Regions from separate parts of the Homo sapiens genome. Here all the other regions are linked to region 3. The links are chromatin loops, found by intact Hi-C in ENCODE. Cell type or tissue: PC-9. All regions are shown on one strand. Each heading gives the region's core, and the rest is flanking DNA. Links, peaks and the distances in the headings are about the cores only. Region 1 has its middle 8.2 kb from the start of MIR3685. Region 2 overlaps FGD6 (FYVE, RhoGEF and PH domain containing 6). Region 3 overlaps FGD6 (FYVE, RhoGEF and PH domain containing 6). Region 4 overlaps USP44 (ubiquitin specific peptidase 44).

Region 1 (5,626 bases), core at 458-5,457, 200 kb after region 3:
ATAATAATGGTAATACCAAAGTCATGAACATAGGTTGGAGTACTGTGTCAGAACTCTGACATCCTTGGGGAATCTACATTTCAGAGGTTAGGAGACAAAAAGGAACTTGCAAAGGAGACTGAAAAGGAGCAGTTGGTGACAGAAGTGGTGGCCTAGAAGCTGAATAACATTTTGTTATAAAAGAGGCCATGACTAACATGTCAAAAGCTGCCATAACATCAAGAAAGGTGGGGCCATTTGTATATCTTTTTTGAATAAATGTCTGTTCAGGTCCTTTGCTTGTTTTTGAATTCAGTTGTTTATTTTTCTTGTTGTTGAGTTGTATAGTTCTTTACATATTCTGGATATTAATCTCTTATCAGATTTTGCAAATTCTCCCATTCTGTAGGTTGTGTTTCCACTATCTTGACAGTATTCTTTGATGCACAAATGTTTTTAATTTTGCGGAAGTCCAATTTATTTTTCTTTTGTTGCTGAGTTTCCTTATCTTTTTCAAACAGGACAATAATGCTATCTGATTCATAGGCTTGTTATGTTGATTAAATAAATTAATACATGTTAATACAGATAAAGGGATTGAGACAGAGCCTCCCACATAAGAAGAACTCCATAAATGTTAGCTATCATCCAGGCTAAACTTACAGTATAAAACCCAGTGGTCAGCAGTATAAAATTAGGACATGTGACACAGAAGCCAGAGGAGGAAGGGGTTTAAAGAAGCACATGATCAACAGCACAAATCTTGCAAAGATGATAAAAACAAGCAAACAAGCAAACTTAGACATGACACCTAAAAGTCAGACAGTGGTGTTCAGGTCAGACGCCAAATTATACTGGATGAAGAAATGTTGCTAGACCCTTTCTGATCTCCAGAGCCAGATCTCCTGCTGTTTCAGCTCTTAGGGTGCTACAAAATGAGACAATCTGTTGGACTTTGCTGAGACATAGCAGAGAGAACACTAGATTTAACTGGGTTAAAGTGTCTGGTCTTTTACCACTTGATCTCTGTGGTCACCTCCCATAGCTCCAGTTCTCTCACTTATTGAGAACAATTATTCCTATTTCACAAGGGCATTGACAGGTTACAGTGAAGAGTAAGCATAATAGTAAGTCATTAATTATTAAGATCAGTACATGGCTCCTTTCTGACTGCATGCCTTGTTCTGTTATTCCAACACTGTTGGAATGAACACTGTTGTTCTTCCAGCACACCAGGTCCCACCAGCCACAGGCACCTGTGAGGTGGGACATTCCCATTTTACAGATACTTGGCTTATAGGTTTGCAATAATAAAATGAGATTAATACACATCAAATGCTGGCAACAATATTGGCGGCAGTTTTATTCTCATGGAAAGTTCTTGCCTGATTTTTAGTAGTGCTTTTCTCTTCAGGTCCAATTTCTGGGCCACTGTATTCCTCATAGCTTGCGATGTTCACCAACTTACCCAACCTCAGTGTTGCCATAAGAAGCAAGTGCTTATATATTATCATTGAACGTATCAATGGAGCTTTTTGTTCCCTCTGCTTTGGTTGCAGATATGAGAACGCACATTAAGTGGGTTATGAGTGTTCTGTTTGAGGATTTCATCTACTGGTGAATAAACAAAACATGGTGCTCTTGCTGGGTTCCTACAGCTACCAAAGCAAAGATGTCTTCGGTAGAGTAACTATGTCCGGTCCTGATCACTTTCGCCCTTGCAAGCCACATTTCAGAGCAGGATGTAAGTCATGTTTATTTAGTCTGGTTTTTACCCTGTTGTCTGGTTCCTGTTTATTCTTTTTTTAAGGTTTACATTTATTTTCTCTTTCTTTTCCTTTTTTTTTTTTTTTTTTTACAAAGTCTCACTGTCACTTAGCCTGGAGTGCAGTGGCACAATCTCAGTTCACTGCAGCCTCAACCTTCCTGGGCTCAGGTGATCCTCCCACCTCAGCCTCCCAAGTAACTGGGACCACAGTCATGTGCCACCAGGCCCTGCTAATTTTTGTATTTTTTTGTAGAGATGGGGTTTCGCCATATTGCCCAGGCTGGTCTCAAACTCCTGGGCTCAAGCGATTTGCCTACCGCAGTCTCCCAAAATGCCAGGATTACAGACATGAGCCACCGCACCTGGCCTATATTTGTTTTTGATTTATTACATATTCTAAGATACCTTAGGAATGAATAGATTTTGAAAATAGAGTAGGAAATTCTATAGAGAATACCTGAATGGTTTAGAAAAGCCAAAAGCGCTATTATGATTTTATAATATTTTGTTTATTAATAATGTATGGTAACAAATAGAATATTTAATTCAACATGCATTTATGGAATGACCTTCCTTGTACTAGACATACATTCACAGACATGCTCACATACATGCATGGGAATCCTAATTACCACTTCAGGCAACATAACAATTCCCCTGTTCACATTTAGTTTAATCACAGGACCCCTAAAAGAAGTTAATCAAGGCCGGGCATGGTAGCTGAGACCTGTAATCCCAGCACTTTAGGAGGCTGAGGCGGGCAGATCACTTGAGGCCAGGAGTTCGAGACTAGCCTGGCCAACATGGTGAAACCCTGTCTCTACTAAAAATACAAAAGTCAGCCAGCCATGGTGGCGGGCGCCTGTAATCCCAGCTACTCAGGAAGCTGAGGCAGGAGAATCTCTTGAACCCAGTAGGCAGAGGTTGCAGTGAGCCGAGATTGCACCACTGCACTCCAGCCTGGGTGACAGAGTGAGACTCCATCTCAAAAAAACAAGAAGTTAATCAAGTGGGCAATTTATTTCTCTGTGTTGTTCCCTTACATATTAAAACTATTCAGCTCATTTCTTTGGAATCACTCCCCCATGCCGCCATCCTCAATGTTTAAATTCCTTATTACTCATCAGGTTAATGTGAGAATCCTATTGCAAAAGCACTGTGTAAACTGAAAAGGTTTTCTTTTTATCTGGTTGGGGGATCCAGTCTGGCCTACTTTATCTAGTTGACTGCAGTGAGAGGTTAAATGTTTAAACCCTACCAGTTACACCATTGTTCCAGGAATTGAATTGAATGGAATTAAAAGACTTTTCCAAACAACTCAAACCAAGCAAACACTCCCTGATTTGTTCTCTCAAACAAAATATATTAGCCTGTGGCGACTAAATATTGACCTAATGACTAAATGAAAGCAAACAGATTCTATAATGCTCTGAAGTACTCACCACTCAACCTCAGTGAAACTCAATGAAACTTCCCAAGAAGCTTCCAGAGAGCAACTCTTTCAGTTAAGTAGGGACTGGAAAAGGTGCATGTCTTTAAGTAGAGAGAGTAGAGACCTCGAAAACACTCCCCCCTGAGAATCCTAAAAGTCTCATTTATATAAAAACAAACAGGAGACAACTCCCCACCCTATCTACCTGTGTGATATCCTATTTTAAAAAATAGACCAGGGGCTCAACATTGCTAATGGACCCATTTAACCCCCCATTTCTACACACACACGCACACACACACACACACACACACACACACCATCCTCACTACATTTACCACCATCATCACTAGTCAAAGTCGTAAAGATTGAGCTCCATATGTGAGTGTGACGCCCATTCCCTCAAAATACTATCAGCCCTTAGTATCTAAGGTTCCACATTCATGGATTCAACAAACTGCAGATGGAAAATATTTGGAAAAAAAAGAACAATCAATAATAAGTAATAATACAAATAAAAATGCAATACAACTATTTACATGACATTTACATTGTGTTAGGTATTATAAGTAATCTAGAGATTATTTAAAGTATATGGGAGAATGTGTGTAGGCATATGCAAATACTATGCCATTTTATATCAGAGACTTGAGCATCCTCAGATTTTAGTATTCTTGGGGGTTTCTGGAAGCCCAGACTACACCACTATGCAATATAGGTATGCAAGAAATATGCACTTGTGCACCCTAAATATACAAAAATTTTTAAAAATTAAAAATGGCTACTAAACTAGGTTAACTTTTAAAGCACAGAGCCATTACAGCTGTCACATAAAGGATAAGGAACAGCTGTGCACTGGGAATTCCTGATCTTAAAATAACTATCATGGCCACCCCCAGTGGCTCATGCCTGTAATCCCAGCACTTTGGGAGGCAGATGTGGGCAGATCGCCTGAGGTCAGGAGTTCAAGACCAACCTGGCCAACATGGTGAAACCCCGTCTGTACTAAAATATAAAAATTAGCTGGGCGTGGTGGTGCATGCCTGCAATCCCAGCTACTCGGGAGCCTGAAGCAGGAGAATCGCTTGAACCTGGGAGGCAGCAGTTGCAGTAACCCAAGATCATGCTGCTGCACTCCAGCCTGGGTGACAGAGCTAGACTCTGTCTCAAAAAAAAAAAAAAAACTATCACGACATCAATGTCAATCAGATTTTCATACTTCCTTGGTAGGTACTGGTTTTTCTCTCAGTCTACGAAAAGCTTTTTCTTAAGGCTCCAAGTAGAAGACATGTAAGCCTCTGTTCAAACATGCCTCTAAAAGCAGAAACTGGAAATGGGACTACAGGGTGACTGGCTGCTCACATACCATGTTTGGCTGGTGGGATTTGGTGAGGGAAGTTACTAAGTATATCCACATTAAGAGAGGACTTCCATTTCCCTTCTCTCTGTGACCATCCAGCCCCCCTTTAACACTGTGACCATTCCCCAAAGCTCAGCATGATGAAATCTCTGTTTCTTACCAATAACTGACCCCTAAGTTCTTAAACTTGTTTTGATAACCACATCCCTGTTGACTTGCCATACAGTCACAGAAAAACCTCTCAATGCAGCTTTATAAGATAGGCCTCCTTGCCAAGGAGAACCTGCATTCTAATTCCTCAGATTCAAACCAGACATGCCCAAACCACCTGCTTCTAGATATTTGTACTGGTCTCCATGGTACCAGACTCACATACTTAGAGTGAACTTTGAAGAGTTCAAAGCCACACTGAAGGAGGTACTAGACTTGGAAAGAAAACAGAATGAAAAATTCAATTATTTGTAATTGTCTAATTATTAGTTGGTTTTCTTCAGATTAATTCTTTTTGTTTTGTTTTGTTTTGTTTTGTTTTGTTTTGTTTACAAACTCTGTTTTTTGAGACAGAGTCTTGCTCTGTTGCCAGGCTGGAGTGCAGTGGCATGATCTTGGCTCACTGTAACCTCTGCTTCCCGGGTTCAAGAAATTCTCCTGCCTCAGCCTCCCGAGTAGCTGGGATTACAGGCATGCAACACCACGCCCAGCTAATTTTTGTATTTTTAGTGTAGATGGGGTTTCACCTTGTTGGCCAGGATGGTCTCCATCTCCTGACCTCATGATCCGCCCGCCTTGGCCTCCCAAAGTGCTGGGATTACAGGCGTGAGCCACCACGCCTGAACAGATTAATTCTTTTCTTAAACTCCATGCAGTATTTATTTTGTTTTTTAGAGGAGAACTAGGGGCCCATAAAAATAGCTATAAGTATTTATGTTTCTGTGGCCCATCTTGTACGGCTCTCACTGGGTAAGGTGTTAAAAGTGAAACTGCTGTTTAGCTTTCAAGCATATTCTGTTTGTGTGAATTCTCCCTGTCCTAAGCTTCAATTACTTGATTTTTCTTTGAGACAGAGTCTCTGTTGCCCAGGCTGGAG
Region 2 (5,518 bases), core at 92-5,091, 88 kb after region 3:
TTAAAAAAAATTTGTTTCTCCTTTTTTTCATAGAGATAGGGTCTCACCATGTTGCCCAGGCTGGTCTCGAACTCCTGGGCTCGAGCAATCCTCCTGCCTCGGCCTCCCAAAGTGCTGAGATTACAGGTATGAGCCACCATGCCTGGCCCCTAATTCCTTATTAAAAGGAAAAAAGAACAGCTTTATTGCCAAGAAAGAAAACCCAATGCTTCTGCTGCAATTTCAAATGCAGGGTAAGTATGCAAACAAACAGATTTGCCAGAACTGTGTGGCTACAATTCTAACACGAGAAACACAAAGTTAAAGAGGCATACAGATTTTTTACATTTCCTGAGCTGTCTCTGAAAATAACTTACAGGAAAGGGCTGCTGTTGAATATCAGTCCCAACCCCCACCTTCTAACTGTGCATAATCTTAACTGTGCTACGACAACATGGAAATGTTCATAGGCTGTTAATGTATACTCTAATCCTTACATTGAAATCCAACAATACCATGAGGTGGTAAATGTAACCAAAGAGAGAGGTCTTCTAGACTAGGTTTCCTGATTTACAATGAAAATCCCATAATAGGACTTGCAGTGTCATTCAGCAGCTCTTCAAGACCAGTCTCAAATTTAAAATGGGGAGAAACAAAAACTTAGTACTTTCTTTCATCAGAGATGAGGGTATACTGATTCATTTAAAAGAAATAATTTTGAAGTTCAATTTATGTTGAATTCTGGTGCTTGAAGACCAAAAGATAAATCCAAACCTGTCAAATGACAGGCACTTCTGGGCAAAGTTTCAAGGGACAACAATCCACATTTCTGATTCCACTTCCTCTCTTCTCAGTCCCAGTTTGCAATCTGGCTCCTTCTCCAACAGTACCACTAAAACTGCTCTCACCAACATTAAAAAACAACCTCCTAAACACCAGATCTAATCACGCCCATTTAAAAAAGACTTGGTTCAAGTGTTGCCATGTAGGTGATGTTTTCTTTAATACCCTATTCAGGGTACAACTAAGAAAAAGACAACTAATTAGTAAAACCATGTATTATAAATTTCTGTCACCTCAATGGGCAGAAGTTCCTTGGGAGTAGGCATCACTTTTCACCTTTGAAAGTACAATGCTTGACATATGGTCAGTATCTGTGAAATAAATAAATCGAGGGTTTGCTAAGTTGCCTAGGAAAACCCAATTATCATACTTTTTCTTTGAAATATTTATAATAAGAACAAATTGAAACAACACAGGAAAAACTTGGAATGTTTCCAGGGACAGTTTTCTTTATAGAATCAAGAAATCTGCCTCAATTTCAAAAAGGAAATTCCAACATTTGGACACTATTATTTTGCTGATTTGTCTATAGCCCTTGAATAAGGGTTACAGACAAAGGCTCAAAGGCTCAAATTTTAGGAACTTCTCTCTGAACATCAAACTTCTTAAATAAAAATAGTAGTAAATGGGTACCCATCACCTGAATATCAATAAGATAGAAAGATCCTTTGCCTGCTGGCTATTTTATGTTTATTATATCTGAAACATTTCAAGGAAGAGGTCTCATAACTATACTCCCAAAATGTCAGAATAATCCAGAGTGGCTCACAGTTGCACTACCAACAAAACTGCCTCTGAGAACCCGGAGCGGTGACTAAATGATGACCTATCTGGAACACCTAAAGCTATGGTTTCTCCAGCCATGGGAACTTCCCTTCCAGTCTCCTTCATCTTCAGGTTTGGCTGTTCGTCCTTTCTCCTCTGGGGTTTCTCAGTGCCACTCCTTACACCCTCATCCAGTCTCCTCCTCTGGTTTCTTCTACTCACTCTGCCAGGCATCAGAAACTCAATTAGCCGAATGATGCAGTTAGCAAAGGAGAACGGGGAGGGAAAGAGAGAAGGGATTGGAATAAGAAGAAAAGGAGGTAGAGAAACTCACTGCCTACTAATTCCCAGCCACTACCCTACCCTTCCCCCTTATCACTCCTGACGACTTTCAGTCTTCCACACAGCTCACCCAGCCCCCAGTTTCCTCATTCTTCCTTAGTCATCTCATCCTTCCCACAAACCCTGGGGCCCCAGGCCTTGTAGATTTGCTCCTCTGAGATCCCAGGTGCTTAACCCCACCCTGGCTACCGCCTCAGCCCCAGCTTGCATCACAGGGACACACGTGCATGCACGCGCACACACACACACACATACACAGTCAGAGATAATTCACCTCCCTTGGGCTGGGGTAGGGAGAGGAGTGGAGGGGAAGACAGGGCAGTAATGGTTAATATAACCTGCGGACTAAACTGAGGACTTCACCACCATTTCAAAGCTGTTTCTTTGGGAAATACACTCTGAGTTCCAAATTACCATGAACTTTTAGAACACAATCCTTTTAGGAATTGGGGACTGCCTACAACTACTTTCTGATAAATTGTAAACATGTTGTTATAAATTTGTAAATGTAGGCTAGGCATGGTGGCTGACGCCTATAATTCCAGCACTTTGGGAGGCTAAGGCAGGAGGATGTCTTGAGACCAGGAGTTCGAGACTAGCCTGGGCAACAAGGTGAAACCCCATCTCTACAAAAAATACAAAAATTAGATGGGTGTGGTGGCACATGCCTGTGGTACCAGCTACCTGGGAGGCTGAGATGGGAGGATCACTTAACCCCAGGAGGTCAAGGCTACAGTGAGCAGTGATGGTGCCACTGTACTCCAGCCTGGGCAACACAGCATGACTCTGTCTCAAAAAAAAAAAAAGTAAATGGTAAGCAATGGATTTATGAAACATCTATATTCTAAAGAATAAGACCATATGGGCTACACCCAAGCTTGTCAAAAGTCTGTTTACTAACCAGAATTTGGTTGGTCACATGTGTAGACTCTGTAAAATACATGATTCAGTGAATTAGAGCCCTGACCCAGACTTTCTTCCCTGAAGGTTGAGAAACTAAGACACCCTTGTGATGACCCCAGCAGAAAAATCTTAAACAGAGTTCATTTTCACTTTTTCTTATCATTTTAGAACCCCAGTCAGTGTACTGGATTTTGAATTAAGTATTCTAAGGCACAGGTCTGTATTTTCAACAGCGAGATTACCAAACAGGACCCTTTGAGCTCACCTGAAATGTATGCCTCACTGTTCATTTATTTGATCTCAGGGTGTCAAGGTGTCCTCCTCAGGAAGACTTGAATTTCTTTTCTCCTCTATTCAATGTTGTTTACAAGAGGAACAACCTCCCAGGCAATACTGTGATTCTGACCCTATGACTCAGGGCTTTTGATTCCTCTGGCACATTTTAGTAGTCTCAAGCCTGTTGCAGGCTCCCTGCTGCAGGCCTAAACAAAAGTCTCCTTGGAAAGCGAAATTCAAAAGCAAAGCTCACCCAGCTTTTACCAGGCTGCCCTACTTGACAGCCTATAACCTGTCCAAAGCCGCCCTGGTTTCCTGTGGCCTCCAGAAAGAACTCTCCTTATGCCACTGGCTGGCTGCGTCCATTAACCCCTTCTCACCAGCTTCCACCCAGTCGAGTAGCAGGCCCTAACAAACTAAGCAGCATAACAGATAAAAAACAAGCTCCAGGATTGGCAGAGATAATGGTAAGCCCTTAGGGTTTAAGCCTGATGGCCAACAGAAAACACACCCCAATGGCCAAACCTCCAATTTCAAGAAAAAATTGTACTCATTCACAAATAAAGTGATTAAAAAAAAAATTTATCTTAGGCAAGGATAGTAGTACATTGTGAAGAAGCCAACCAAACTTATTACACACAAAAAAATATGCAAAAGCATGTTTAAAAAAAAAAAGGATAGTACCAATAAAATGGTTCTGCAGAGAAGAGCAATCCTGAAAACAGACAATTTGAAATATTTATGCCAAGAACCGGTAGTGGTGGCTCATGCCTGTAATCCCAGCACTTTGGGAGGCTGAGATGGGAGGATCACTTGAGCACAGGAATTTGAGACCAGCCTAGGCAATACAGGGAGACCCTATCTCTACAAAAAATAAAAAATAAAAATCAGCTGGGTGTGGTGGTATGCCCCTGTGGTCCCAGCTACTTGGGAGGCTGAAGGTGGGTGGGGATCACTTGAGCCCAGGAGTTACAGGCTGCGGTAAGCCTTGACTATACAACTGTACTCCACCCTGGGAGACAGAGAGGGGACCCTGTCTCCAAAGAAAAAAAAAAAAAAAAAGAAAAAGAAGTACTTATGCCAAGGAAGGAGCTTTTTGCCTAGGTACTAATATTCAGGAAGCAGAAATATGAAAACAGAATGCAGCTGGCTGTGAGAAAAATTAGACAAGGGAGGAAAGTAGCCATTTTTAGGCAAAAGGAGGAAGGGCAGGAAAGACTGACTACGAGTAAAGAGAAATGCTATGAGAATACCTGACAGTTAAAGGAACTTAAAATAATTTACTTTACTTGGTACGCTGACTTGCTCGACAATTTTATTTATTCAATTCACCCAACAATGCTTTTTTTTTTTTTTGGAGCCCCCAAGATATGCTTTGGCTGTGCCCCCACCCAAATTTCACCTTGAATTGTAGTCCCCATAATCCCTACATGTCGTGGGAGGGACCCGGTGGGAGGTAATTTAATCACGGGGGCGGTTTTCCCCCAAGCTGCTGTTCTAGAGATAGTGAGTGGGTTCTCACAAGATCTGATGGTTCTATAATGGGCTTTTCAATCTTTCGGTCTGCACTTCTCCTTGCTGCCCCCATGTAAAGAAGGATGTGTTTGCTTCCTCTTCCGCCATGATTGTAAGTTTCCTGAGGCCTCCCCAGCCATGCTGAACTGTGAGTCAATTAAACATCTTTCCTTTATAAATTACCCAGTCTTGAGTATGTTTTTATTAGTAGCGTGAGAACGGACTAATACACCCCACTATGTGCCAAGTATTTTCTAGAAAAGTCACATTTCAAGACTTGAATTTCAAAGACCTGAAGTTAGTGGACTAAGAACAATCTAAAGATTTCCAAAAGGGTCCATGTGCTTTTTTGTTAAACACAAACAAACATTAGAAATACAATGGAAAAGCTACCTATGCGACTATGGAGAGAAGGAAGCCGCTGCAGTGGTTGCTCTCTTGGCCTATTTTCATTCATTCTCTCTTAGACCCAATCAACATCTACTGATTCTACTAGGCCTCTTGCTTGGCTTTATCCAGGGCAAAGAGATGACTAGAACTCTTCATGGAGCTTAAAACCAAATACAGAACATCAGACATGCCAATAAATAGTTATACATTAAGACAGCCTGAGATGAAAGGATATCACAGCATAACTGGGTGGTCAGAATAGGAAGTAAACACTTCTGACTAGGTAATTGTAGAAGCTTAATGAAGCCAAAGACTGAGGGGGTGGATTATTGAGGATGGGCACGATTTTAATAAGAGAGATGGAGTAGGTATTCCACAGGTAGGAAGTGCACACACAAAAGTGAGAAATAGGCCCAGTGTAGTGACTCATGCCTGTAATCCCAACCCTTTGGGAGGCAAAGGCAGGAGCAGTGCTTGAGCCCAGGAGTTCAAGACCAGCCTGGGC
Region 3 (5,626 bases), core at 324-5,323:
AACCTCTAGTTGGCAGAGCCAGCATGAGAATTCAGGTCTCCTAATGCCCAATTCAGCTTTTATCCCAACACATAGGAAGTACTTTAATCTTGAGATCAGACACACGTCTAGTATAAAATTCTAAGGCATTAATCCAATCCCTAAAAGTCTCCTGGATTTGTTAATCTAAGAGTCTAACAATGCTCAGGACACCAAGGGAACTCAATATATGTATTTAAACAGGTGGTTTTCAAATGGGGACAAATTTGCCCCCTAGGGTACATCTGGCAATGTCTGGAGACAGTTGTGGTTGTCATAACTGGGGAAAAGCGGGGGCTACTGGTGGCTAGTGGTTAGAAGTCAGAGATGCAGACTGGACTCGGTGGCTGATGCCTGTAATCCTAGCACTTTGGGAGGCCAAAGGGGGTGGATCACTTGAAGTCAGGAGTTCAAGACCAGCATGGCCAACATGGGGAAACCCCATCTCTACTACACACACACACACACACACACACACACACACACACACACACACACACACGTCAGACGTGCTGCTAAATATCTTATAATGCAGCCCTGCAACAAAAAAAAAAATTATCTGACCCCAAATATCAATAGGTCTGAAGTTGAGAAACCTTGGTTTGGATAAAGATAGTCTGTAAATAAGTAATATGGTATATAGTAGTTCTTGTAATACAGAAAAAGAGGTAATAGAAGAACCTATATTTAATAAATCTTTAACACCAAGGTAAGTCATGGAATTTCAAGGCAATACTTCCTTCTCTGTTGAGAAATGCTGGATGGCCTCCCATTACCTGTTAAATTAATACAAATTCCTTTCTGGAATTTAAAGCCCCCTGCTACATGGTCCCTATCAATTTTTCTCTCTCTCTTGCTACTGCCTAAAATGGGCCCTTTGTTCTGACTAAATTTGATCTGTGCAACCCCTTAAACACTCCCCATGTGTCCCCCTGGCTTCACACCTTTTGTCTCTAATAGTCCCTTTTTCTCCATCCCTTCCTCTGTCTCGCTTATACAAATTCTACTCACACTCTTCAAGGCTCTTCTTAAATGCCCCTTCTCTTACAAAATTTCCATTTGAAAGAAACGTTTTCTGCCTTTGAATAACACATGACACAGCAGTCTCACTTTATGCTTCTATCATTTTCTTTTTCATTAGACTCAAAGCTCCTTGTGAGCAAGTCATCTGACACATCTTTCTCTCACATAGCACTTAGTCAGGGGCTTTGCACAAAGGGGACAATAAATGCTTACTGAATAAAAACAGTTCACTTACTCATTCAAGACAGAGTCTCACCCTGTCGTCCAGGCTGGAGCACAGTGCTGCAATCATTGCTCACTACAGCCTCAAATTCCTGGACTCAACCAATCATCCTGCCTCTGCCTCCCAAATAGCTATGACTACTGGTGTGTGCCTCCATGTCTGCTTTTTTTTTTTTTTTTGCAGAGGCAGGGTCTCGCTTTATTGCCCAGGCTGGTCTTTAACTCCTGGCCTCAAGCAATCCTCCTGCCTTAGCCTACCAAAGTGCTGGAATTACAGGCAGTGAGCCACTGCACCTGGCCAAGAATATATTATTTTTTAGATAGGATTGTATTTTAGTTGAGGTAAAAGGCAATAAATGCTGAAACCAATTCTAATGCCAGTGGGAACTGAGGAAATGAAAGGAGGAAAGGTGTGTTCAGTGACTGAATATATCTTTATCAGACCCAACTGCTAGTTAGTACTATTATGGAATAGATACAACTTCATCTCATGGATTTATGACATCATGCTCAGAGGAACAAAGGAAAACAGGGGTATTGGTGCCAGATCTTCAAACATAACAGATGACACAAACACGCGCCCAATTGCTGAAACTTCGTAAGTCTTTGAGACAGTGATCTAAGAGCCTGTGTGAGTCTAGACGTGCACCTTATAAATATCCAGCACTGGCAATAAGCCATGGTGAGATGTTATGTATAAACATATTAAGCTTCCCTGCGCCATGGCATAGGTTCTATCTTGCCAGAGACCATCGCTAGCAATTTAGATCTTAATCTGAATGAAGAGAGCATCCCCCGCAAAATATAAAGGAAAAATGAAGTGGGCACACACAAAAAATAAAAAATTCCCAAATTAACAAAATACATAAGTTATATGTTACACTTAGCCCCATCTGGAGATGAAAATAAATATTCTCACTCTGACCCCACTCAGAATGCATTCAATATATTACATAATCCGTGTCTGGTGAGTGCAAACATTTAACATTTCTATGGCTGACAGTTGACAGGGTTGGGGAGACAAACTTACCCTACCCTCCCTATTAGATGTTCTCAAACCCTAAGCTACCTCATTAATCAAGTGATTTTCCTTAAGCTGTTAGATAGTTACTATATCTTGTTGTGGGAAGGAATGCAGATTTACCTAAATATTGGACTCATGGCGACTTCCTAGTTTGTCTTAAATTTCTGTTTTTTAATACAGAAGTATATCCATGAAAACAGAGACATTTCTCTAAACCAAAAGGGCTCCCCAGAAGATGTCCATATTAGGAAATCCTGACCTCAGAATCACTGTGCTGAGCCTCATAAACTTCTAAGTTGCATTTTCTTTGCTTGTACTCAAACATGAACTTTTATGAACACAGTTGAAATACACTGAGCAGAAAACCCACCGTTAACACGTTGCAACATCATGCTATTAATCAAGGAAGTAACGGAGTTAGGTTTACCCTCCTTGCCAATTTTTAAAAATATCTTTATGGTCTACAAAATCCAACTCTCCAACTTATCCATCCATCCATCCATCCATCAACCCATCCATCCATCCATTCATGTTTTTAGGGCATCTTCTTGCAGTATATCTTTTTGAGAACTTTTACCTTGGCAAAGAGAGCAGGGCCTGGATCTCCTTAAACAGTTAAGAATCACCTGGGGCCTTAACTGCAGCATAAGAATGTGACTGATCACCCTGAGTCAGATGGGAGGAACAGGAAACCAGTAGCTGCCCCAGTAACTGTTATAACCCAGGTGAAACCCAGGAAAGGAGACCAGACAGACACGCCTATATTGGTCATAGTGAACCACCTATTACCTATCACTTAGGACCTGGTATTCGGCAGAAGCTTTCCTAATAACAACGAGGAGAGCAGTCATTTCAGTTTGCCATGTTAGACTGGTAGTATTCTATGACCTTTCTGCTCCTGCCAAAACAAATTGAGCATTATTCAAAACTTCACTAATAAAACTGCCTCAAATGCCACTGAGGTTATTTTTATCAAAGGAAAAAAAAAGCAGATGTTGGTTCAGCATGTAGGTACACTACAAAATGTACTCTCTGGCCACCAGGTGGCATCACTGATTAATAAAAGTTAATTAACTCCATCACCATCACCCAACATGAGTAGCAAAAAATTAACTGGAACACAACATACTATGTGCAACTTCTAGGGATATGCAAGCTGCCTTTTTTTTTTCTTTCTTTTTTTGGAGGGTCTCGCTCTGTTGCCTAGGCTGGAGTGTGCAGTGGTGTGACCAATGCTCATTGTAGCTTCAATCTCCCAGGCTCAAGTGGCTGTCCCACACCTCAGCCTCCCAAGTAGCTAGGACAACAGACCTGTACTACCACGTTGGGCTAAGTTTTTGATTTTTTGTAGAGACGATGTCTCACTATGTTGCCCAGGCTGGTCTTGAACTCCTGAACTCAAGTGATTCTCTCACCCTGGCCTCCCAAAGTGCTGGGATTATAGGTGTGAGCCACGGTGCCAGTACAAGTTAATTTTGTTCTCATATAAAATGCCCAAGGCCACCGGGCGCAGTGGCTCATGCCTGTAATTCCAGCACTTTGGGAGGCCGAGGTGGGCGGATCATGAGGTCAAGAGTTCGAGACCAGCCTGGCCAACATGGTGAAACCCTGTCTCTACTAAGAATACAAAACTAGCTGGGCATGGGGGCGCATGCCTGTAATCCCAGCTACTCAGGAGGCTGAGGCAGGAGACTCGCTTGAACCTGGGAGGCAGAGGTTGCAGTGAGCTGAGATCGTGCCACTGCACTACAGCCTGGGTGACAGAGCAAGACTCTGTCTCAAGAACAACAACAATAACAAATTCCCACGGCCAGGCATAATGGCTCATGCCTGTAATCCCAGTACTTTGGGAGGCTGAGGTGTGCAGATCACTTGAGGTCAGGAGTTTGAGACTAGCCTGGCCAATATAGTGAAACCCCATCTCTACTAAAAATATAAAAATTCACCAGGCATGGTAGTGGGCACCTGCAATCCCAGCTACTCAGGAGACTGAGGCAGGAGAATTGCTAACTCAGGAGGTGGAGTTTGCAGTGAACCGAGATTGTACCTCTACACTCTAGTCTGGATGACAGAGCGAGACTCTGTCTCAAAAAAAAAAAAAAGAAAGAGAGAGAGAGAAAGGATGAGGACCCAATATATACTATATCTTGTTGGAAATCTAAGTTTTCTGTATAAGGGTTCCCAGGGAGCCTTACCACCACTCATTGATTACCTAATCAATACATAACCAACTTAGAGCAGAAACTAGTCGGAAGTCCTGTTAACCATTAATAAAAATTAGTCATCTGTGGGAATCTGGGACTTTTTGCATTCAACACCCAGTCAGATTCCTGGACCGTGCACTGAGAAATGTTTGGCAGCAAAGCACAGAGGAAATGAGTGTATAGGAGGGATAACATTCCAAAGTCAAGTGTTTTGAATTTGAGGACATGTCTTGCTTTGTATTTTTCAGATTTCTTCTTTCCTCCATAAATATGTAGTGGGATCAGCAACACATACAGAATTATGGGATCCAGAGAAAAGTAAGTCTAGTCAATATGACTTTGTAAAGTTTTATGAAGTTTCAGATTTTGCAAGAAACAACCTAAAATTAGCCTGACTTGTGAAACAAAGTACTGATCATTTTAAATACCAAAAACAAGCATCAAGTGTCAACTTACAAAACATACTGACACTTCAAGGCAGCTTGGCGAAGTGGTCAAGAGCCCTTGCTCTGGAATTAGAAGACAGAAATTCCTGGGCCAGGTGCGATGGCTCATGCCTGTAATCCCAGCACTATGGGAGGCCGAGGTGGGAGGATACAGCCTGGGCACATAGTGAGACCCATCTCTAAGTCTTTAGATGATGATGATGATAATAATAATAAAGATAGAAATGCTTACTCTGCCTGGTCCAGCCACATCTAGTTGAGGCATGGGACTTTGGCCATGCCCCATAGCATTTTTGTGTGTTAATATCCTCATGCATAAAATAACTAGGCTGAACCAGAATGAAAACTGTAACGATTCTCATTCCAAAATATCATGAAACATATTTTGTTGAATAAAATAAAAAATGAAAAATTTGAAAAATTAAATAATGAGGAAAACTTAAACTATGAACATCTCTGAGAAAAACAATTACTAAACTATTTCCTTGTTTTTATAAATGCTTGATTTGACTTAAAAACCATCCTAGGGGTATATCATACAGTACTTAGGTGTTCTATTAGCTCTTTAGTGCATTTAATTTGTTTTGGCTATTTACATAAGTAGGATGGCAATACAACCTTATCTCCCCATATAGTCCTGCCTTATACCTGCTGTCCAGGCATAATTATAAATACTGTCCTCTTTTACT
Region 4 (5,626 bases), core at 352-5,351, 420 kb after region 3:
AGGGGGAAGGAAATGACCTAAAAGCCTAATAGCCTCAGTTATAAAAAAAATTTTGTTTAAATTTGTGTGTTATGGGAAAGTAGAGAACCTTATGTCTATTAACAGTTCACCAATAAGTCCACTCAGTATAGAGAACCTTTACTTCGAAGATTCTGGTTTTATAGTCCACCTTATCATGACAAAGGAAACTTTTGAGTAGTAATTAAAATAAAGGAAAATCATATAAGATTATTCTAGATGAAATCACATTTGTTTACCTTAAAATTTCCCTACCTACTTGTTAAAGCTCTCAGACCATGACCCTTTGATTTTATAGGAAGTCCTCCAGGGCTACTCCTTGGTCCCTGAAATTGCTCAAGTGTGCACCATTTTCTTTCTTTCTTTGGGTTTTTTTTTTTTTTTTTTGAGACGGAGTCTCGCTCTGTCACCCAGGCTGGAGTGCAGTGGTGTGATTTCAGCTCATTGCAACCTCCACCTCCTGGGTTCAAGCGATTCTCCTGACTCAGCCTCCCAAGTAGCTGAGATTACAGGCGTCTGCCACCACACTCAGCTAGCTTTTGTATTTTTAGTAGAGATGGGGTTACACCATGTTGGTCAGGCTGGTCTTGAACTCCTGACTTCAGCTGATCTACCCGCCTTGGCTTCCCAAAGTGCTGGGATTATAGGTGTGAGCCCCCACGCCCGGCCATGTGCACCATTTTCATCCCGAGAATAGCAGCATCTTTAAATCCGTTCCCTCTGGGATTAAACCCTCCTCTTCTCAATCCCTCAGATAATGAATGTAATATTGGTAACCTAGAGAGCTCCGTCTCCTGATTTCTCCCTCCCTCCAAAAGCTTTTGCTACCATAGATGTAAAACTACTTCCAATGATTCATGAAAGAAGGAATTGAGTGAGCTGATTTCTCTATACATATTTATAAAAACAATCTATTTTGACCTGAAAATGGTACTAGCTCAACACACTAGATGTACATAGAATATGCCTTTTTATAGGCTACACTTTATGAACTCCCAATGATGAAAATAAGATTCTTAAAAATCCATACCTGACTAAGAAGTTGTCCATGAAAAATGTTATTTACAACATTCAGAACTTGTTTGATGAGTTTCCTTTGAGAAGTGGGGATAAGAGCTGGTAAACTGGTACCAGTTGTCTCTAATTCACGTTGTATTTTATCTAAAAGTTCACAAAGAAATTCCTGAGCGTCTTGTTGGGCGTAACCACGAAAGGCAGGAATGAGTCTCCACACTGAGTGTAGCATAGCAAATGGTGAGACCAACGCCCACTTTCCAGACCACATGACTTGGAACAAAGTATGCAATTCATGACAAAGAGAAATGTACTGTGAAGTTGGCTCCTTTGGCTGAATAAGTTCCATCTTTCTACCTTTTGATGCTCCACCACTTAGTCCTGATGACAGACTTGATTGTCTGGAGCAAACAAAACCTGTATCTTTTTCCTGACATTCATTCATTTGATATACTACTGTATCTGTGACTGGTGGATGCTTACAAGATCTTGTCTTCTCGCTAGCAGTCATAGCCAGCCATTGGTTCAGATCAAGCTTTAAAAAACATTGTCGAAAAATAAGTAAATGACTCAACACCTGAAGAACAGAATTCATATAGCAAGTATTTCCCAAATTTCTCAATCCTGTTACACCAGGAGTTACTATTGGCCTTCGTTTAACTGAGGAGTCACTGACTTTTTGAGATATTTCATTTTCTGAGGTAGAGAGTACTTTATCTTTTGCTGGTGATGCTGGCGTTTGTGCTGGCACCTGAACAGAAACTATTTCTATTATGGTCGACTGAGCGAGCCCTTGTAAACGTAAACTCTTTCTTGGAGGCATACTTTCCAATTCTGCTTTAACTTGATACTCCAATTCCTGCCGTCTTTTCTTTACTTCTCTTTTTACTACTATTTTTTCCTGAAATGGTTCTTCTTGCTTTTTTCTTCCAATGGGTGATTGTTCAAACCATGTTCGAAAGATTTTACCCATTAGTATCCTTCTCCTGTGCCAAAGAGCAGTATACAGTTGATCTTCACTTTGAAGCAGAGATTGGGCACCGTCATGTAAGAAATAAGAATCATCACCTGTACCCATGGACCGTAAAAACCTCCCACTACGAGTTGTGCAGTGATAATTTTGACTTTTGATGGCACTTAATGTACGTCGTAGTAACTTCAGGTCTCCAGTTGTGTTATCATTCAGAACATAATCATCACAAAGGTAACAAAAAACGTACATCTCATTCACCTCCAATGCAACAGGATGACTGCTTTCTTGAAAGTGCTTGAGTGCATGCTCTTCAATATATCTTCCACAGGCAACATGGGAGCAGCTAAGGCAAGCCCAAATGGACTCGGTCGTGTTGCAGTCCACACAGTGCCATTTCTGAGGGTTGAGGCTGGAATGGTCTTGAGCAAGCTGCAGCTGCCCAACATGTTTGCACGTATCCATTGCTAGCATTTATTTAGTCTAGCTGAGAAATGCATAATCCAAACAAGTCTCTGTTCACAACACTTGAAGCATCTGAAAACTAAACAGAACAATGTCAAGTGTTAATAACAAGATGCTAATATTTTTCATATTTTTTCCCAAGAATAATAAAGATTTGTGTCCTCTGCTCCCAATTTCTAGGCTGCTTATCATAATACCATTGGCAGTTCTCCCATTTCCCTTTCTCTAAACTTCCCTAACCTCACATCCACCTTGCTCTGAAAGCACAGACACTTCACTTTCTCTAATGAGGCGCCTTTAGCTTTTGTTTTTAACTTTCTGCCACCATCTAGTGGTGAAAAATGGGTAGTAATCACTTTCCACTGAAATAGCTTAAGATCTATCCTTTTTTACCCAGTAGTCTGAGGGCAGTTTCCAAAACTGCATTCCCTTTTTTTTTTTTTTTTGAGACAGAGTCTTGCTCTGTGGCCCAGGCTGGAGTGCAGTGGTGCGATCTCAGCTCACTGCAACCCCTGCCTCCTGGGCTCACGTGATTGCTGTGCCTCAGCCTCCCGGGTAGCTGGGATTATAGGAGTGCACCACCACATTCAGCTAATCTGTTTTTCGTATTTTTACTAGAGACAAGGTTTCGTCATGTTGCCCAGGCTGGTCTTGAACTCCTGAGCTCGGGTCATCTACCCGCCTTGGCCTCCCAAAGTGCTGGGATTACAGGCGTGAACCACTGTGCCTGGCCCCTTTTCTTAATGACAGGGGTTGGCAAGACCCAAATATATCTCACTAATATTTATAAACATTATGAGCCTTATGTGGAGTTAATAAAACATAATCAAAGATGAAAAGGTGAGTTTTAAGGCAGAAAAACATAGGTTTGAATTGTACCTTTGCCACACACTGTTAAATGTATGATTTTGAGCAAATGTTTTAACTTCTCTAAACCATCTGTAAAAGAGGGAAAATCATACCAACTTCAATTGAGTTGTTGAAGAACTGAGAGATAATATTTATCTGACACATGGTAAATGGTAGTTTTAATTGTATCTATAGTGAACGAATCTTATTACCCTATTTAAATAAATCATATTACCATTAAACTTATTTTTTTCCATTTGGTAAATCAATAATTACCTTTAATTCATGGCTCTATAACATACTCTGAGGCCGAACAGACTTGACAGTTGGCTTTAGGGAAAGAGAAAGACAGAAGAGGAGAATGTGCTTTTGTATTTGAATATTCTCAGAAACATACAAGGAAATAAAGAGAAAAAAAGGAAGAATATGAAGTGGGTGGCAATAAGCTTTTATTACATTCTAGCAGGCCTAAACCTATCTGAAATTATAAGCTTATTTTTTTAAAAAAGCTTATGTGATTTTTGACACAGAACTTGTTCCTTTATCAGTTAAAGTCAGGAACACTTCTGCTGTAAGTTATTTACATGTAATGAACAGAAATCTTATTTAAAAAGCCGTGATCACAAACACTTTTTTCATTGATTTAATACAAATCAAAGACAAATTTCAGGGTTTGGGTGGAGACCTAGTTACGGAACACTAAAAACACCCTATGTATCATGACCAAGGCATTAAATTTTTAGGGCAGTTGAAACTGTGAATTTCAACGGTACCTGCAAGTGCCACCTCCAGGCCTTAAGAAAACTGCAAAAGCAGTTGATTTTTGGTTCCTTCCCACCTCTTTTTGTAAAATCTCATATTCGTTCCTTAATTTTTAGGTATCAGGTACTGACCAGTCCCAAATCTCACATGTTCACATGTTTCTTTCTTTCCTTTTTTTTCCTTTTTTTTTTTTTTTTTTTTTGAGATAGGGTCTTGTTCTGTCACCTAAGCTGGACTGCAGTGGTGCAGTCTCAGCTCACTGCAACCTCCACCTCCCAGGTTCCAGCGATTCTCGCACCTCAGCATCCCCAGTAGCTGAGACCACAGGCATGTGCCATTACGCCTGGCTAATTTTTGTATTTTTGGTACAGACATAGTTTCACCATGTTGCCCAGGCTGGTCTTGAACTCCTGGCCTCAAGTGATCTACCCGCCTAACCCTCCCAAAGTGCTAGGATTACAAGCGTGAGCCACCGTGCCCAGCCCCCATTTCACACGTTTTAAGTGCACATTTTAAATTTACTCCTCTCTCTAAAAATTTCCAGAGGTTTAAAATCTGGTCAAATATGGTACTTTATTAGAACACCTAGGATTTGACAATAGTTGCTAATGGCAGAATTGAGACATCAGTGATTTATATATTCCACTATCCCATATCTTTCTGTACTGAGGCAAGAAACCTTAGAGTCATCCTTGACTCTCTCTCTCTAAATCAATCCTTCAGGAAAAATGATTGACTCTACCTCCAAAATATACTGAGAATCTGACTTACTTAGTGCCTCTACTGCCACCAGCCTGATCCAAGCTACAATCAAGTCTTACCGGGATTACTGCAGTAAGGCTCCCAGATGGTCTCTCCACTTCTGTCCTTACTGCCACCAACAGTCTACTCTCAACACACAGTAGCATGGTCTGCATCTAGACCTAAACAACCACTTTAGGGGATCCTTGCTGTGACCCTCCTCTATTAATGTGTAGTCAGCAAGGCCAAGGGCATGTGGCCACCTGAAGTCTGCACACACCAGCAACTCCCCTTCTAAGGCCACTCGCTGGTACCTGGGACTCAGAGAATTACTTGCCCTAATCATCCCCAAGCTTGCTTCTAGGGCCTATGAGCAACACAGAGCCACTGAAGAAATCTGTAGAGGAGAATGATATGATCAGATCTGTGGGTTACAGAGGGATCTGAATTACAAAGAGCTCTGGAGAAGGGACGAGTGATTAAGAGAGACTAGCAGTCCAGAAATTATAAGGAAATTAAAGCTGCAGGAGTATAGCAGTTTTGAAGAAGGGGGCAGAGGTAGAATTAGTGCTTAACAAACATTAGTTGAGAGAATTTACTCAATTTGGAGGTTAAGGGAAGGATCTAGGGCTCTGTATTACCTTTTATTCAAAATGATAAAATGAATACAGAGAAAATTTAGTTAAACATGTTTCTGGCAAACCATAGAAAATAATTTTTATATTATTTTATTTTTTGAGACAGAGTCTCACTCTGTCGCCCAGGCTGGAGTGCAGGGGTGCTATCTTAGCTCACTGCAACCTCCAC

The links. Peaks named below come from ENCODE experiments on the same cell type or tissue, not always from the same donor. Only the 100,000 strongest peaks of a DNase experiment are listed, where the experiment ranks them.
Region 1: a loop joins it to region 3, with 4 times the contacts of the local background. A loop is called at or near these places in 5 of 110 quality-filtered maps.
Region 2: it touches region 3 in a loop (3-fold over the local background); 78 of 110 quality-filtered maps call a loop at or near these places.
Region 4: a loop joins it to region 3, with 14 times the contacts of the local background. A loop is called at or near these places in 98 of 110 quality-filtered maps.

The regions. Positions count from the first base shown.
Region 1 is chr12:95,315,279-95,320,904 of GRCh38, forward strand. No RefSeq gene overlaps it. Among named protein-coding and RNA genes, the nearest start is that of MIR3685, 8.2 kb to the left of the region's middle. In PC-9, for the core only: no CTCF peak of the experiment used is centred there; DNase peaks (open chromatin) are centred at 3,033 and 4,833; H3K27ac peaks cover 2,162 bases.
Region 2 is chr12:95,202,546-95,208,063 of GRCh38, forward strand. All of the region lies in intron 2 of FGD6 (FYVE, RhoGEF and PH domain containing 6), which reads right to left. Among named protein-coding and RNA genes, the nearest start is that of FGD6, 12 kb to the right of the region's middle. In PC-9, for the core only: no CTCF peak of the experiment used is centred there; DNase peaks (open chromatin) are centred at 1,696, 2,056 and 3,236; H3K4me3 peaks cover 3,185 bases; H3K27ac peaks cover 5,000 bases.
Region 3 is chr12:95,113,974-95,119,599 of GRCh38, forward strand. The region is part of intron 8 of FGD6 (FYVE, RhoGEF and PH domain containing 6); the gene reads right to left. Among named protein-coding and RNA genes, the nearest start is that of NR2C1, 43 kb to the left of the region's middle. RefSeq lists an enhancer at 767-1,500. In PC-9, for the core only: CTCF peaks have their summits at 3,304 (motif pointing right) and 3,511; a DNase peak (open chromatin) is centred at 3,018; H3K4me3 peaks cover 1,709 bases; H3K27ac peaks cover 4,630 bases.
Region 4 is chr12:95,531,781-95,537,406 of GRCh38, forward strand. USP44 (ubiquitin specific peptidase 44) reads right to left here. Exons shown (of 6, transcript NM_032147.5): 2 at 1,049-2,546. The coding sequence starts at 2,476. Among named protein-coding and RNA genes, the nearest start is that of USP44, 17 kb to the right of the region's middle. In PC-9, for the core only: a CTCF peak has its summit at 2,810 (motif pointing left); a DNase peak (open chromatin) is centred at 2,801.